2 separate regions of the Homo sapiens genome follow, and region 2 is linked to region 1. A link is a contact called in ENCODE Hi-C or POLR2A ChIA-PET data. All regions are on one chromosome and are shown on one strand. Each heading gives the region's core, a stretch centred on a gene start or an enhancer-like site at or near the end of the contact. The rest is flanking DNA. Distances are from core to core; before and after follow the strand shown. Region 1 overlaps CFDP1 (craniofacial development protein 1). Region 2 overlaps WWOX (WW domain containing oxidoreductase).

Region 1 (6,809 bases), core at 2,495-4,994:
TCTTGTCTTTATGCATCTAATAGTATCATCTACTGCTACAACTTTAACCATCTTTTCAACACTGATGATTCTCCCTCTGCTCTGTCCTTTCAGTACTGCTTTTCTCCTGAACTCCAGACCCATATCTCTTGCTGCTTGCAAGCAGTTTATTCTGAATCCCCTTGACTCCACAACTGGTCCAGTATTTAACTCAGTTTCCCTAAATCCTCCCATATTACAGAAGTGAAGAAACCAACATGTGAAATTCAGTAGCTTGCCAAAGAGAGAGAACCTGGACTAGAAATCTGAGGCTTCTTTCCAGTCTAGTGTTCTCATCTGCTGGGCCAAAACTGCCTGTCGTTGGTAGAGGGAGAATATACCACTATTTTCCTCAATAGTAGTTGAGCCCCAACCTCAGTGTCACCTTTAGTTTTTCCCTTTCTTGTCTTTCCCCCTAGCCCCTAACTGCCCAATCCAATGAGTCCTTTTAACTCTACTCCCAAAATGTCTGTAAGTATTCATTCATATCCCCCTCCCTCATTTTATCTCCACTCTCATTGCCTTTTTTCTGGGTCTTACATTCTTTCTTTTTTAAAAAACTATTTTAATTTTAATTTTTTATTGAGACAGGGTCTCACTTTGTTACCCAGGCTGGTCTCCAACTCCTGCCTTCAGGCATTCCTCCCATGTTGGCCTCTGAAAGTGCTGGGATTACAGGTATGGGCCATTGCTCCTGGCCCTGGGTCTTACATTCTGAAGCATCTGTCACTATGTAATTAGAATATTTTCTAAAATCTTTTGAAAGGCTTGGACTATTGTAATCATTTCCTAAGTTTACATAAAGTCTGTAGTCACTCTTCCTCTCTCCACTCTACGTGCCACTGCTGGGGTAATTTGGCAGAGATTTAGCTTAGATAGTGTCACATGCTCAAAAATTTTATCTTTGTTGTCTATTAGTAAGTTCTAGTTTATTGAACTGCTACTGTCGATTGCTAACTCTCAAAAAAATCCTTCAGTTCACTGTCAGTATTTCCTTTTATGTTTAATATGTTTTTACTCTTTAGCGAGGTTTTATCTGTGGTGTGATCTTATATGACCTGGTTTTAAAAAGTGGGGATGAATTTGCTTTTTCTAGATGCTCTTGCCTGGGCCAATTTTTATGTTAATTCTTTGGTTTGGAGTGCCTGGAACATTCAGATATTATAATTGAAAGTATAATTTTGAAGCCCAAATCTATGTGGGTTGCAGGCCCAGGGTTCGTTCCGGTTCTTAAAAGAGACCTTTCTTCCTACCCGCTACAGCCCAAAAGCTTAGATACACTTTCTTCTCTGTTCCTTGGGCTGTTATGTGATTTTTTTTTTTTCCTAACTCTTTCCTTTCATTGAGGATGCATTGACTTTCCACTTTTAGCCTTAGTTCTAGTTCTCTACTGCCTGTAAGCTCAAGACCATTTTTATTATCACGTGGCAAATAAAACCCCGACTGGAAGTTATTGAAACTGTCTTCCCCCACCCCACCCTGCCGGCTGTAACCACTATTTCAGCTCATGTGCTCTACTGTGGTTTTCAGTTCCTTCTTTGATCCAAATACCCGGAGGTTGCCCATTCTTTCTTATGAGTTTAGCTATACACTTAAAATAATTTTTGGTATATTTTATGTAGCATTTCTAGGTCTTTATCTGGAAAATGTTTAGGTTATCTTAAGTATCCATCTTGCCTAAAATGGAAGTTCATCGGCTTTAAGTGCAGATACCCTATGTAGCTTTTCTTTCTTTTTTTTTTTTCAGATGGAGTTTTGCTGTGTTGCCCAGGCTGGAGTGCAGTGGCACAATCTCAGCTCAGTGCAACCTCCACCTCCTGAGTTCAAGCGATTTTCCTGCCTCAGCTTCCTAAGTAGCTGGGACTACAAATGAGTACCTGCACGCCTGTCTAATTTTTGTATTTTTAGTAGAGACAGGGTTCCACCATGTTGCCCAGGCTGGTCTCAAACTCCTGGGCTCAAGTGATATGCCCATCTCGGCCTCCCAAAGTGCTTAGATTACAGGCATGAGCCACTACGCCCAGCAATCCCTTTACCTTTAAAAAAATAAATAAATAAACCTTTAATTTTAAGAGGTTGTATACTCATGTGTAGTCATATAAACTAGTGCAGAGATTCCTTGTTCCTTTGACCCAGTTTCCCCCTATGGTACCATCTTATAATATTACAACTGGGATATTTACATTGACAGATATAGTCAAGATACAGAACATTTTCATATCTGCTAAGATTCCTCATGTTCTCTATAGCTACATACACTTTCCTCCTGCCCTCACCCCCTCCTTAACCTCTGGTAATCACTAATCTAGAGATTTCCTTTTTGGGAGTTTTTAAATGACAAATTGTTTCCTTAATAGTTACAGGGCTCTTTCATATTGAGTGTCTTGTGGTTTGTCTTTTTTGAGGAATTAGTCTATGTTGCCAAATTTATTTGGGTAGAATTCTGCATAATATTCTCTTATCCTTTTGATACTTGTAGTGATATCCCATTTCATTACCTCCGATATTGGTAATTTGTGCCTTCTCTCTCTCTCTCTTTTTTTTTTGGTCAGTCTTGCTAGACGTTTGTCGATTTTATTGATCTGTTCAAAGAACCAGCTCTGTTTCATTGATCTTTCCCTTTATGTTTTCAATTTCATTTACTTCTATAATTATTTCCTTGCTTCTGCTTGGTTTGCCTATATATTGCTCTTTTTTTTTACTAGATTCTTGAAGTTGGAGCTTAGATTATTGATTTGAGACTTTTCCTCTTTACACTGTATGTATTTCTTACTACACATTTCCCTCACACTGCTTTAGCTATATTCAACAATTTTTGATACATGTATGATTTTATTCCGTTCATTATTTTTTTAATTCCCTTGAGACTTTCTTTTTGACCCATGCATTATTTAGAAGTGTATTGTTCCATTTCCAAGTTTTCAGAGAGTTTTCTGTTGTCTTTCTGTTGTTGCTTTCTAGTTTGATCATGTTGCTGGTGAACACATTCTTTGTGATTTCAACTCTTTTAAATTTGTTGATATTAATTTTATGGGCCAGGATGTGGTCTGTCTTGTATATTCTGTGGACACTTGGAAAGACCAGTATCTTTGTTTTTACCCCAATATCTTTTAAATAAATTCCTTTTTTGTCGGCCAGTCAGTGTCTGTGTCTTGCACTAAACTCTAACTACTACCCCTTTGCAACTGCATTTGTTTAATAGCCTTTATTGTAGCACTAACTATCCCATACTCCCTCATCGTCAGTTTTACACCTTAGTCTCCATCACTACGCTGTGAGCTTGAAGGCGTAGATTTTGTCTTTTTTGTATGTGTCCAGCCTGGTACGTGGCAAATAATTTATAGTATTTGATTAAGGAGTAAATGAATAGCTTTTATTAATGATCACCATTTTTTAAAACTTTGATCTGTGGAAATTTAGTTCTTATCCTTTTAGTTTTGCATATTTTGTCAGTTTTCATCTTAAAAGCAGGGTGGTTTTGGTTTCATAGCTTGTGTTCAGCAAGTAGCTGACCCCAAAAACAGACTGTAAATGTCTGTTATATGATTGGAATGACATTTTATTTCAGCTTAATCATGCCATAGTTCAAGCAGAGACGTGAGATGCTCCTTACTCATTCCACAAGACCTATTTTGCAATTCCTGCTATTTCCTTTATTTCAGGTTGACTTGTCCTCTAGTTGTAGAAGTGTTGTTTCCATAGCAATGCAGCTTACAACGCACATCCCTGTCAGAGTGCACAGAAACCCTGCTGTGTTGCCTGGAAGCCTTGTTTTCCAGTCAGAAAGGAAGCACATGGTATTCCCTCAGCCTTTCCTGCACTTAACTTTGGCTTGCCTTGTGGATAACAAGAAACTCTTGGTTGTTTTCTACCATAGATGCTGGGTTAAAATGTATCTAAGGGATTTTGATGTATAATGTGCCCTGTTACTACAGTGTTCAGGCTGTGGCTGGTGACTGCTAGCGAAGTTGCTGCGTGAAATAGATGTAGGGGACGTTACAGGAATGTGAGCTAAACAGTCTGCCACTCAGCATGAAATTCTATTTATTGCTAAAGCAGTTTGGGGCAACTGCATGTTTGTTGCTTTGGATGATTTTCTTTTGGTTTTTACTGCCTATGAGAACACAATAGAACTGAGTGAACCTCGAGAAGTGGAGAAGCAAACTGTTGGCCTTTCTGAGTGGTTTCCCTGACCTTCAACTAGGAGCATATTTAGTGACTTCATGTTTTTCTTCCTTTGGAACTAAATTGACTAGATTGTACTTGAACACAAGGAGTCTTTTTCATATCTTCTCTCACATTTAGTTTCTTCTTTGCCACCTTTTTCTTTTCTTTATTTCTTTTGTTACTTCAGCTGGAAAGCTTGTTATATGGACATTCATTGGAAATATTCAAGAAAGAGTTGAGTTATAAATAGAGCAGGATTTCAGAGAGACAAGGATATCATCTTAATTGTGATTGGTCAATAAATTGAAGAGATTTGTGTGGACTCACACCAATATAGTGGTAGAAGAATGATGGAGAGCATTTTAATGATAATTATACTCCACACTTCAATATTTTCTCAGTCTTCATGTATTCATCTATTCATCATGTATCAAACAGCATTCATTAAGTACTGCTTTTTGGTTCCCATAGCATTTGACTTTTATGGCAGGAGGTAGGTTCATTATCACAGGGGCCTTAAGTGTTCAATTTAATGAGTTTTCACAATTGAATACATCCATATAACTGATACAGGGCACAGCCAAGCCCCCAGTTGGGGCTTAGCCCTGGAGGGTCTTGGCTTTGCTCAGGAAGTAATTCAAGAGCTAGCTGGTGGTAGAAGAAAACAGCTTTATTGAAGCGGCAGTGTTAACAGCTCCTTGACTGCTCCTGCAGAGCAGGGTTACCGCATAGGCATTGTGCTGAGAGTAGCAGCTCAGGGCAGTTCTGCAGTCATATTTATATCTACTTTTAATTACATGCAGATTAAGGGGCAGTTTATGCAGAAATTTCTAGGAAAAGGGTAATAACTTCTGGATCGTCAGGTCATTGCTCTGGGAAGGGGCGGTAACTCTCAGGTGTTGTCATACCAATGGTAAACTGACATAGCACACTGGTGGGTGTGTCTTACAGAAAGCCGCTTCTGCCCCATACCTGTTTTAGCTAGTCATCAATTTGGTTTGGTATCCAAGCCCTGCCTCTGGAATCCTGTCCTGCCTACTACTTCATAGCCACTATCCAAGATAAGGTATAGTATGATTCCGTCACTCCAGAAAGTTCCCTCATGCCCCTTTCCAGTTGCTTTTGCCCTATGCTCTTTGCCCCAGGCAACTACTGATTTTTATCATGATAGATTAGTTTTGCTTTTCCAGAACGTCATGGAAATCAAAGCATACATTTTTTAAATTTTTGTGCCTGGATTCTTTTACCTACAGTGAAAGAACATGTATTTGAGACTTATCATGTTGCTGTGTATATCAGTGGTTCATTGCTTTTTATAAATTGTTCATATATACCACAGTTTATCCATCTATCCTGCTGATAAACGTATGGGTTATTTCCAAATCTTTTTGAAGACATATGTTTTTATTTATCTTGGGTACCTAAATACCTAGGAATGGAATTGCTAGGTCATGGAGTAGATGTGTGCTTAATGTTTTTGTTTTGGTTTTGATTTGGTTTTTCTGAGACAGGGTCTTGCTCTGTCACTCAGGCTGGAATGCAATGGCATAATCACAGCTCACTGCAGCCTTGAACTCTGTGGCTCAAGAGATCTTCCCACCTCAGCCTCTCGAGTAGCTGGGACTACAGGTGCACACCACTATGTCTGGCTAATTTTTAATTTTTTTGTAGAGATGGGGTCTCCCCATGTTGCAGGCTGGTCTCAAACTCCTAGGCTCAAGCAGTCCTCCTGCTGCAGCCTCCCAAACTGCAAGGATTATAGGCATGAGCCACAACGCTCAGTCTTAATGTTATAAGAAACTGCCAAACAGTTCCTCAAGATGGTTGTACCATTTTATATTTTGCCAGTGATGTATGAGGGTTCTACTTGGTCCATACGTATCCTTGTTCACATGTGATGTTGTCAGTCTTTTTTTTTTTTTTTGAGATGGAGTCTCGCTCTGTCGCCCAGGCTGGAGCACAGTGGCATGATCTCAGCTCACTGCAACCTCCACCTCTGGGGTTTAAACGATTCTCCTGTCTCAGCCTTGGAGTAGCTGGGACTACAGGTGGATGCCACCACACCTGGCTAATTTTTGTATTTTTTGTGGAGATGGGGTTTCATCATATTAGTCAGAGTGGTCTTGAACTCCTGACCTGAGGTGATCCACCCGCCTCGGCCTCCCAAAGTGCTGGGATTACAGGCATGAGCCACCGCGCCCAGCCTTGTCAGTCTTTTTTATTTGGGTAAGTGTGAAATGGTATCTCCTCTGATTTTAGTTTGCATTGCTCTGAAAACTAATAATAATGACATCTTTTCATGTGTAAAGTGACTCTTCCAATCTTACCCATTTTTATTGGGTTGTTTTATTCTGTTATTGGTTTATAGGAGTTCTTCTTATATTCTGAATATAGATAGTTTGTCAGATGTAAATGCTAAGAATTTTTCTTAGTGTTTGTCTTGCTTATTCATTTTTTTGGTGGTGTGTTTAGATGAGCAGAGTTTTTAATTTTGATATTCAGTTCGTCTTTTACAGTTAGTGCTTTTTGTGTCCTAAGAAATCTGCCTATAAGGTTGAGAAGATTTTGCCTTTTTTTAATGGTCCTGGCTTTTATGTTTAGGTTTTTTTTGTACCTTGAATTAA
Region 2 (6,096 bases), core at 2,851-5,350, 3.4 Mb before region 1:
ATCTATCTCATTCTGCAGCCCAAGCTGAAGAAAAGGCATTGGCTATGGGAAAAATGCAGGAGTACAAAGCCAATCATGCAAGCACATCTCAAGACTCTGCTCACATCATGTTGACTAATATCCCATGAAAAAAAAAAATTACAAGGCCAAGAGCCAAAAATCCAGGAGCAAGAAAGTTCATTTCACTGCTCATGAGGCCATGGCAAGGGTGCTGATATCTAGTATTACTACAATGCACTTTAGCAGGCCTAAAGTCCTGGAGTGTACTGGAGTGTAGTGGCATGATCATGGCTCACTGCAGCCTTAAACTCCTGGGCTCAGTTGATCCTCCTGCCTCAGCCTCCCAAGTAGCTGAGACTACAGGCATGCACCATCATTCCCAGCTAATTTTTAAATTTTTTGTACAGGCAATGTCTTGCTATATTGCCAAGGCTGGTCTTGAACACCTGGCCTCAAGCAATCCTCCTGCCTTGGCCTCCCAATGCACTAGAATTACAGGTGTGAGCCACCATGCTCAGTCCTGTTGTACTTTAGACCCAACTACGTCAGCTTTCTGCTGACCCTGCTTTGACAAATGCCCAAACCACCCATGGTTCATCATATCAAAACGATGTCCTTGGACAAATCACATGCTGGTTTGCACCATCTTAGCTCTGGCTTTCCTGAGCATTTTGGCTTCTTAGAGTAGCCCCCCTCCACCTCTCCTTGTGGATGGATACAGATTATGGCCCTTCCCAGTAGCCTTCTGAGACGTGGTGCAGGGTTCCAGTTCATAGCAGCTGGAGTCAGGGCTGGAAGGAGCAGCGGGAGTGTTTTCCTTGGCAGGTTTCTGGCATGCACACGTTCCTAGTATTAAAATACAATGTGCTTTTTCCAAACTAGATGATCTACACCAACCATTTTATCTGTAAACTAGCCCTCTACCCACCCACCCTCAACTCTGGTCTTGGAACTATTTGAAGGGGGGGGAAAAAGAGGAGGAAGAGGGAGGAGGAGAAGGAGGAGGAAAAGAAGAAATCTATGAGGGGGTGTGGCAGTGAGGGGGTGGATGTCTATGAAAATTTATGTGCTGAAAAACAGCTGTAAAATGTTTAATGTTTCAATGAACGTTTTATGTTTACCATAAAAAATCCTCCAGCCAAGAAGGGCTTTAAAATGTTACATTTCCAAACAGATCCACAGAAAGAAGCAAAAAAAAAAAAAAAAAAAAAAAGGATTTCCACAAACCCCTCTCTATGGAGTGACCCCCAAACGCTAAACATTAAAATAGGGTCCTTCTGACCTAGGTCAATGTTGAGGGAGAAAAGAATAACAGGCATGACACAGGGAGAGGCCGGCAAGAAGAATGAAAAATATGCTCATGTTTTTCAAAGCTAAGTACTCATGGCAGAAAGCCTTGGAAATTCAGGCTTTTGAAGGCAGAGGTGGAGGAAGGCGGGGAAGATGCCCAGCTCAGCCAAAAGCTTGCTGAAAGATTCAAATGTAATCAATCAGTCCACCAACAGGAAGAACTAATCAAGTGCCTTAATACTGAGTTCTTCCAGGAAAGATCCTGGCTGAAGGGACACTGGCTTTCACAGACAGAGGCATGTTCATATTCAAACTCCACTCTAAACTAGTCTTGGCTCCTATAGTCAGTTTTTTTTACCTCTTGAGATCTCCATTTCTTCATCAATAAAATGCAGTGGCAGGCGTCACTGGCCAACACTGAATAAATGGTATGTGCTGGGAAGCAGGGACTGGGGAAGCCAGGAGTCATGATGAAGTCAGCTTAGCGCAGCCTGAATCAGGTAGGGAAATTAAGACCTGACATAGGAGGAAACAGAAAACGTTGAAGCTTGGAGGAAAACTAGAGTGTTGCTCTTCTTTGCTTACCCAATGACTTTAGTGAAGTCACCATGTGGGTCTTCAGGCCAACCAACCAGTTTTACTTTTTAATCTCCCTTGTAATTAATATTTTCCACACTGTTTTCGGGTAATAGAAATGCAGTGCAGGCTGGTAATAGAAATACACAGTGGCTCACGCCTGTAATCCCAGCACTTTGGGAGGCCGAGGCAGGTGGATCACTTAAGGTCAAGAATTCAAGACTAGCCTGGCCAACATGGTGAAACCTCATCTCTACTAAAAATACAAAAATTAGCCAGGTGTGGTGGCAGGTGCCTGTAATCCCAGCTACTCGGGAGGCTGAGGCAAGAAAATTGCTTGAACCCAGGAGGCAGATGTTGCAATGAGCCAAGACTGTGCCACTGCACTCCAGCCTGGGTGAGAGACAGATACTCCGTTTCAAAAAAAAAAAAAAAAAAAAAAAAAAAGCAGTGTGGACCATGGGCCCTTCCTAATCTGGCCCCTTCAAGCGTCTTCTGCATATAATGATCATGCAGTCACTATAAAAAAGCAAACAAATAAAAATGAAACGTCACATGTACCTTCTGAGACACACCTTGCAGTTATAGCCTATGTGTTTCTAAAGTCCTGTGCCTTCAGCTTACTATATCCTTCCTTAAGCCCTGTCTTTTCACAAACTCTTACCCAGCTCTCAAAACTTAGTTCAAATACCACCTTTACGGACCTTCTGATCTGTATCAAATGCCTGTTTACTGTGTTCTCAGAGCACACGCTGCTGTGGTGTACCCCAATACTCTTCATACCACATCCAGACATTCATTATGTTACTGGAGGAGGGCGTCCAGGTTCTTGGCGTTTTGAATAAAGAATTGGACAAAACGCATAAACAAAGCAAGGAAAGAATGAAACAACAAAAGTAGAGATTTACTGAAAAGGAAAGTACACTCCAAACGGTGGGAGCAGCCCAAGCATAGAGGCTCAAGAGCCTGGTTAAAGAATTTTCTGGGGTTTAAATACCCTATAGAGGTCTCCCATTGGCCACTTGGTGTACACCTCATGGAAATGAAGTAATGGCCCACAATCAGTCAGATTGGTTGTGGAAAGAAGTTACACTCCTATGCAAATGTCTGATAGGTTGTGAAAAGCAACCAATCAGAGGGTGAAGCGAAGTTACAAAGTTACAGCTCCTATGCAAACGGCTGAATGGTCGTGGAAAGCAACCAATCAGGGGTACTTTCAATTTTCCATCTGCAACTCAGAAAAGTGGGGAGGGGTTGCAGAGGGAGTAGCCTCTGGTCCTTTTATAACTTAGTTGTGGAAAGTTGGTGTTTTCCTTTTGATTTAATTATACAAAGTCAACGTGAATCAGCCTTAGATTCCCTGCCTCCAGATCCTGTTCTCCTGCCTCACTTACTTTTCTAATTTCTTCTCTAAATGATGCTTCTTGAGGGTAGACACCGAATCCTCATCATCTCAGGACACAGTACAAAATACAGCATGAAGCAGATCCCTGGGAAGATTCTGTTTGAGAATCAATGAGTTAAGAAACAAATGACAGCAAACACAGTCTTCTTTCTAGATTGGCAAATGAGGGAATACTGGTCTCTGAGGGATACACAGGGCCAATCTCCTCACTGTCACCTTGCACTCAGAGAGATAAGATGGCTTTTGCTCTCCAGTGCAGAAAGAGTGGCCTCCTCTGCCAGCATGAACCTTGCCTGGGAACTGATATCAATAACGGCTGCAGCACACAGAGAAAGACACTCAAGTGTCTCCTCCAAGGAGAGAGACGGATGTTTCCTTCGGGGGCTGATCGGGTTCACTTCCTGTTCATGAGCACGGCAGACACCTAACCTCCCGGCTGCAGTAAGGGTTGGGACTGTATGTGGGGAGTTGGGGTACTGTGCTTGGGAGACATTAACGAGGCCCCTCTTACTCTTCCACAAGCCAGGGCCTTCTCCTTCCTCTTTTTGGGAGGCCCAGGAAGTGGCCCTTTCCTTGACCAGACCCTACACTGGGAAGCCCCCGGCTCTGACCATGAGACTCGCAATGGCTGTTCACTGGACAATTTCAAGTGAATTCCCGCAAAGTTTCCCAAGAACATCAGATACAAAAGAGTTGATGGATGGAAACTCACACGATAAACCAAAGTGAAAACAAAACTGTGTCGCCCAACCCCATGTGAACTGAAACCGCAGGGCAGAACGCTCTGACTCCGCAGACATAAACAGTTTTAGCCCCGAGTGAGTCACCAGCGCAGCCAGGGCAAAGCTGGAGAGAGATTTCTCGTGATGCGCTGGGGATCGCTGTGCGTTCCTTTCCCTAGAAACTGATTTGTCATTTGAGTCAGAGGAAAGAACATTTCTAGGGCACCTAGTACATACCAGAGGCTCTGGTCCACGCTGTAGATAAATACTTCCAACCTGTTTTCACAGTAACCTGCATAGGTGCTGACTATTATCTCCATTTGCACATGAAGACACAGAAGCCAGGGCGCTGAAACACTTAACCTGAGCCAGAGCTAGAAGTGGGGCTCTGTCCTGCTGCTGCCCTTCACCAGAGGACACCCTGAAGCCCTGATGGGTCACATGAGTCTGCGTTTTCCCTGTCCTGAGTGGTCTCCAAACTGCCTTGATCATGGACTATTATCAGTAAAAATAAGTTTTGAGCACACTCACCCCTAGTATTTGTACACTGATTTATCGACAAACGATGTACAATCTACATGTAATATTACAAAACATTGCAAGGAAAAGACATTTAAATGGGTTGAGATAAAAGATAAAGGTAAATAGGGGCTACTATGTTTTCTATCCATATCCTAGTGCTGAGGTCACAGGGTTGCCAGGTTGAAACTATACATAGACATCGTAGGGGGTGGGAAGAGAGGATAGGAGGCAGGTAAGGAGGGAGAGAGACAGAGATAATGTCCAGTTAAATGTGGAACATCCTTTTGCTAAAAAATTATCCATTGTTTATCTAAAATTAAAATTTACTTTAACATCTTACTTTATGTTGTATGTATGTATTTATTTGAGACAGCGTCTCACTCTGCCGCCCAGGCTGGAGTGTAGTGGCACAGTCTCAACTCACTGCAACCTCCGTCTCCTGGATTCAAGCAATTCTCCTGCCTCAGCCTCCTGAGTAGCTGAGACTACAGAGCACCCGCCCCATGCCCCACTGATTTCTGTATTTTTAGTATAGACAGGGTTTTGCCATGTTGGCCAGCCTGGTCTTGAACTCCTGACCTCAAGTGATCCACCCACCTCAGCCTCCCAAAGTGCTGGGATTACAGGCATGAGCCACTGTGCCCAGCCAGATATTTTGTTTTTGAGACACAGTCTCACTCTGTCGCCCAGGCTGGGGTGCAGTGGTGATCTTGGGTCACTTCAACCTCTGCCTCCCAGGTTCAAGTGATTCTCCTGCCTCAGCCTCCCGAGTAACTGTAATTACAGACATGCGCCACCACGCCAGCTATTTTTTGTATTATTAGTAGAGATGGGATCTCACCAGGTTGGCCCGGCTGATCTCGATCTCCTGACCTCAAGTAATCTGCCCACCTTGGCCTCCCAAAATGCTGGGATTACAGGCGTGAGCCACCGCGCCTGACCAGCATCCTGCAATTTTATTTGCTAAACATGGCAATGCTAAGGAGTCAGTAAATGCTTTCTGTTACAGGATTATAATAAAGATTCTAGGCTTTGTGGGATAAATGGTCTCTGTCACAACTACTCACTCTCCTACTGCAGTGTGAAGTGGCGCTAGGCAGTTCCTAACCTAACAGGCATGACTGTGTTTCAGTAAAAATTTATTGATAAAAACGAGTGGCTGGCTGGACAGGGACTTTGCTGGCCACTGCCCCAGTGGATCATCGTGGTGTATCCCACTTAGGAGACCCATGGCCTGTAAGAGAAGGGCTTGTATTTGCACAGTTCTCCAACAATGTGACATAGTGAAAAAATAAACTCTTATTTTTTCTGTGAGGGTTTCTGGTGGGGGCTGGTGAGTAGACAAAGGATGATAATGGCAACTCTTTTTATCATAGGAGTTATAAGAGGAGCAAAAGCATCTCTAAGACACGCTCATGCACACACGTACACACACAGAGTGCTGCAACCAAGATATCCACCAGGGTGGACCTGCATTTGGTGTGTCAAATTGAATGCTTCCCTTGCCCCAATTACTAGCGCTTCAATCGGCCAACTGGCAGCCATAACAACACATTAACCTTTTTGCCAAATCAATTTCAC

What was found. A loop is a pair of places that touch in the nucleus more often than their neighbours do. ChIA-PET counts read pairs that join two places held with the same protein, here RNA polymerase II (POLR2A). Pooled maps may share reads with other maps.
Region 2: a loop to region 1 is called in a pooled map, with 4 times the contacts of the local background. The contact joins two enhancer-like sites. A Hi-C loop is called at or near these places in 1 of 50 pooled maps. POLR2A ChIA-PET finds 5 or more read pairs at or near these places in 2 of 52 experiments (OCI-LY7 and activated CD4-positive, alpha-beta T cell).

What each region holds. Positions count from the first base shown.
Region 1 is chr16:75,375,091-75,381,899 of GRCh38, reverse strand. All of the region lies in intron 5 of CFDP1 (craniofacial development protein 1), which reads left to right. Among named protein-coding and RNA genes, the nearest start is that of CFDP1, 55 kb to the left of the region's middle. RefSeq lists enhancers at 1,274-1,383, 4,796-5,293. Within about 2 kb of position 3,744, at least 7 of the 41 ENCODE cell types and tissues checked have a DNase peak (open chromatin) inside an H3K27ac peak, as active enhancers do.
Region 2 is chr16:78,740,640-78,746,735 of GRCh38, reverse strand. All of the region lies in intron 8 of WWOX (WW domain containing oxidoreductase), which reads right to left. Among named protein-coding and RNA genes, the nearest start is that of WWOX-AS2, 240 kb to the right of the region's middle. RefSeq lists an enhancer at 3,711-3,970. Within about 2 kb of position 4,100, at least 12 of the 41 ENCODE cell types and tissues checked have a DNase peak (open chromatin) inside an H3K27ac peak, as active enhancers do.